Regions from separate parts of the Mus musculus genome. Here region 2 is linked to region 1. A link is a loop called in an ENCODE intact Hi-C map of the cell type or tissue named here. Cell type or tissue: left cerebral cortex. All regions are shown on one strand.

What was found. Peaks named below come from ENCODE experiments on the same cell type or tissue, not always from the same donor. Only the 100,000 strongest peaks of a DNase experiment are listed, where the experiment ranks them.
Region 2: it touches region 1 in a loop (2.5-fold over the local background); 7 of 42 quality-filtered maps call a loop at or near these places.

Annotation. Positions count from the first base shown.
Region 1 is chr15:72,082,817-72,085,316 of GRCm38, forward strand. It overlaps a transcript of Col22a1 not described here. Among named protein-coding and RNA genes, the nearest start is that of Col22a1, 50 kb to the left of the region's middle. In left cerebral cortex, a CTCF peak has its summit at 1,008 (motif pointing right); a DNase peak (open chromatin) is centred at 1,029.
Region 2 is chr15:72,204,682-72,207,181 of GRCm38, forward strand. No RefSeq gene overlaps it. Among named protein-coding and RNA genes, the nearest start is that of Gm23217, 50 kb to the right of the region's middle. In left cerebral cortex, a CTCF peak has its summit at 1,461 (motif pointing right); DNase peaks (open chromatin) are centred at 1,067 and 1,496; H3K27ac peaks cover 912 bases.

The DNA of each region.
Region 1 (2,500 bases):
CTTCTCTTCCTTTGGGGATTTGATCCCTTCCCCAACCAGTGTCTAGCACTTTGAGCATCAGCTCTTCTACCAACAATGAAGACTTCACAGGTGAGCCACTTCTCAAGTGAAAGGATGTTAACACAGGGATATTTGTGGTTTCCTTTCCTTTCTTTGTGTTGCTTGGTGCCCTCCTTAACATTTGGCCCTTTTTTTTCTCTCCAGCTGAAACAGAGGACAAACCAGTGGCCCATGTTGGGATTCTGTCTAAGCTCCACCCCACAGTTACCTGGCAACAGCCAGGTAGGTCTGGCCCACTCTAAGAGTGTCTGTTTGCCCCCTCCTCTCTCTCTTGTTCTCTTACTCTCTTGCCTCTTGCCCCCTTGTTCCCCCCCTCTCCATTCCCTTCCCCCCTCTCTCCCCGTGGTCATGGCTGGCCTCTACTTCTCTTTCCTTCTCTCTGCCTCTACTACTCTCTTAACTCCCCTCCCCATGTCCTAAATAAACTCTATTCTATGCTATACCATAGTGTGGCTGGTCTCTCAGGGGGAAGAATGCCTTGGCATGGGCTGGCTAAGGCACCCCTTTCTCCCACACCTCACCACACCCCCATAGAACATATCTTATTATTTCTTTATCTTTTTATGATCACAACAGCCCAGCAGTTCTTAAACAGCACAGTGAAGTGTTGATTTAATCCGTCTTTAATATGGAGAGATGTTTAGAAAATGACATTTTCGGTGGCCAGTCTCATATGAGGAGAGAGTTGGCATCTATCAGATCCCTGTTTGGGCTTTTTGTTGAGTGTACTTTCCCTATGCTGGGCTACAACCTGGGTTAGCTGGGGGACTCGCTTAAGCATCTGCCACGAGGAGATGGAAATCAAGTCTGGAAAATGCTACACTAAACTAAACTGCATTAAGAGAGACCTCTGCAAAACAAGATCCATGGAAACTGAGACCGACATTTGGGGGAGGAAGACAATCTGTCAGGTTCTTTCCCCCCTCATAGCTCATGCTGAACAGCAGGGGGCAGCAAAGAACTTCCTATGTGCTCCGCTCACCCCTGCAGTGTGGCAATACTGAGCCTGTGCAGGGATCACCTGGGGAGGAACTTTCTGGAATGAAAACAGGCATCAGCCGCAGTGTCTGAGGCTGGCCAGGAAGGCAGAATGAAGATAATGAAGGATGACTGTCATCTTGCTTAGAGACAGTTTTAGCTGGGAAAACAGCTTGTATTTGCTTGGGAAGCTGACTTTAGTGTCTGTAAATTCAGATGTAAAGGACACAGAAGTGTGAGACTTAGGAGAGAGGATGGTCTTCATCCCATTGCCAGAGGCCCACAGCTCGGCCTCTGACTGCAACTTAATATATAAGATGAGAGGGATAATGGTACCTAAGACTGTCCTGGTAGATTCGTCCACATAAAGCCGGAATAGCACTGACTGTGTGCTTAGCTGTTGATTGATTGCTAACTATTATTGATAACTGCTTTATAATTGGTGCTTGGTGTAGGTGGTGGGTGATATGTTGGCTATAAGGAGGTGGAACCATCACAGAGACCAGGAGGCATAGAGAAAGGATAGAAGGGTACCTGATATGCAGTGGGGCTCCTCCAGAGGCCTCACTGTGCAAGTGAGACTGGGAAGCTACCTATGAATAGGTAGCAGGGAACTTAGTTGCTGGGCTATGATGCATTATATAGAGTGGTGGCCCAATGCACCACTAATCTGGGTTGAAAAGGCTCATGCCATAACCACAGGGTACCTGAACCTAAAGGAAATTATGTTGGTGGTGGGAGGGAGGAACAAATGGGCAGGAATAAGGACCACAGGTGAAGGTAGTAGCTTAGAGCTAAGACAAGCATCTAAGTACAGAGCTGCACAGGAGTCAGAAACAGTAGGGTGGAAGGAGAGGTGTTAGTGATATCCTCAGGACATTAGTAAAGGCTCAGAATCCAGGGGCCTGTAGGAAAAGGCTGAGGGCAGTCAAGAAAGACCAACCATAGACAGTGCAGTTGACCCTCAAGCTGAGTCCATAGTTTTAAAGGCATCGGATACAAACCTCAGGTTTGTTTATAAGTAGACACTGAGAACAAGTAAATACTCATTAATTATGGCAGCTGCTGGACCCTGAACACTGAATTGTCCGGCATTGTTCTGAGCACACGATTGGCCTGTATCATCTCCCTTTCCTCTTTCTCTTATAGGAGGTCAATGAGGCAAGCATCTGTGATGGCCCCCATTTGCTTTGATCTCTGAGGGCTCATGTGGCAGCCATAGGCTTGATCTTCTTGATTGTGTGTCTAAGACTGAGGCGATGAGAGCTGGTGAAGTTGTGACATAGTAGGCATGATCTGGAAGGGATTAGCAATGTGTTTTCCCAACTGATTTTTATAAAGTTAGCCCTCCTACACAGCAGGCCCTTCTGCACATGGTGGCTTCCCTTTCCGTCTCTCAAATCATGATCCAATGAAGGGTCCCTCATTACAGAGTAATCTACTATGAATCTACTCTACCTAT
Region 2 (2,500 bases), 120 kb after region 1:
AGGCACAACCCCCCCTAATACCCTGGATACTTCATCTCCAGTGACTGCTAAAACTTCCCTAACTATTAATCTTCAGGAGCTCTGTCACCAGTTCAGGCCTGAGCACAAACAACTGCCCCTCAAAATAGGCCTTCTGAAGCTATGCCTCACCTTGATTTCATATTGCACAGCCGGGAATAAGCTTGAGCCTTTGCATTTTAATACAGAGAAAGATAAACCTTAAACTGTGTAGAGATCTTTATAAAAGAAATCTTCATTTTTGTGTCAGCATAAGACAGGACAGTCCTAATTCAATGTCATCTTTATAAATTGGTACTGTCGGTGATGTGCGCATCCTCTTTAGGTATGAGTGCCTGCCACTTTGCACTCTGCCCATGGGTTTGTCTTACAATTGCCTGTCTCCACCATCATGCCTCCTATTCTAATTTTAAATAGCTGCTTAATTGTCCATCTGGCTGGTAGGTCTACTAACCACTACCCTACTTTCATCTCTTGTGTTCTTTGAAAACTCCTTAATAATTTCTGCCTGTGGTTTTATTACTTCTAGATGCTTGTGTGCATTATTTGCTTAAAATAACTTGGCATTGTACAGTACCATCAGACTGTCGCCCTCAGTATCCTTTCCTAGCTATCCTTTTGAGGTAAACGGGACCTCAACAGTTTCCTGTTTTCCCCTGAGGACTCTGCTTATGTGATTCAGTCCTTGATGTGCCCTGTGGATTGGGTGTGGTTATTGGAACTATTAACTCCGTGGCTCTCCACAGAGCAAGCCTGGAATAGTAATGAGAACGCTGCATGACTAGTTTAGAGGAATACAAAATAGCTCAAACGAGAAAAAATGTTTAATGTTCTCTCCACAAAGAAATGATAACTGCTAGAGGCGGATATGCTAATTACCCTGATTTATTAGACTCTGCCCACATGTATAAAACATCACACAATACCCCATAATATGCACAATTACTGTGCATCAACTCAAAGGTCTTAAAATTTTAAACGTTCAATGTCAGTGCAGCAACTGAAATCATTATTTTCTTGCTTTGCTGTTTCCCCGCTCTGGGTCTTTTGAGCTAGGGAATAAAGCAGAGATGGTAGAGATCTGTGAGCTTCCACTTTTAGCAGCTAGCTAACACCTATGAAAAGAACAATAACCACAATCTTTTTTTTCAGTTCTAGGAAATTCATGTAGCAGAGAACGGTTGCTTAAAATGCAGATGTATCAGACAATTCTAGAGGTACTTCAGCCATTCACCTACTTTAACAGGGAACTGAGAAAAGGCAAGGAACTGCAGCTAATCGCCCAAGTCAGCAACACTGCTCTATCCTGCTCTGTGTTTTCTGTGCCCTTGCTCTTTTCTCCCAGAGCTCCCCTACTAAGAAGCAAAATAGCCCAGAGAGCCTTAGAAAGCTGGCCTGCATCCCCTCTATGCAGGAGCCGCCAATGCACAGGCTCTCGGCCACCAGAGGGCACTGTGTGGCCAGAAAGAGATGGCTGCTTGGTTCTGCAGCTGCCTCCAAGCCCGGCTCTGAAAAAGCCTCTTCGGATTCATGGAAACAGAACTTGGTGGAAACAGCGCAATTTAGAAAAACAAAACCAGCCCACGTCTCTTCCCACTCACAGGTTTTATAGTCCATCAGAACCCGCCCTCCGCTGTGCTCTTCAGCAGAGTGACTCAGCCACCCATCAAACAGATGACCCCAGCGTCCACCTGAGATTTTTTTTATAACCAAGCTTTAAACATCCTTCTGAGGTTGAACAGTGAAATCACTAGAGCAACGTCAGCCAGAGCCACCATGACAGTGGGCTTGCTGCGTGCTCTGCCTTGGGCTTTCCATCTTTTCTACATTCACACTGGTGCCAATCATACTTCTGTCTTGTGGCCTTCCAAATAAGGAAGCTTTGAACCTGAATGAGAAGCCAGCACTGTTGTCAAGACTGATCTTGCTGCAGAACCTAGACACCTGCTGCTTGCTGAGTCTACAGTCAGTCCATGGAAATTACAAGTCTGGCTGATATACTCATGATATGCTTCAGATATTCACCTCCTGTATCCTGCAAGTCTCTGAATATGCAAGTCTCACACCAGGGTCAGGCTGGAATTACTGAGGATAGAAAGTAACTCTAACTGGTGTCCAATGAGAAAAAGGAAATTGGTCAAAACTCATAGGCTGACTGAAAATGTCATGCTTAAAATAATAATAATAATAATAATAATAATAATAAAGCGTGAAAAGGCAGACCCTTCTCACCAGCTCGATCTAGACCTACGATCTCTTCTCTACTGGTTCCCCAGCTTAGATTGCAGGGGACTTTGGAGAAGTGTGATCTTGTCTGCATCAAAATGTTGAGTCAGATTTCCCCTGGGATTCCTGTGACTGTGAATGCTAAACACAGAGGGGCTAGCTTCTTGGGGACCCTGAGCACATATTTCTGGAGAGAAAATGAAGACCCTAGCAGGAGACTCTATACTGCACTTTGTCTCTGGAGTGAGCTGGAAGA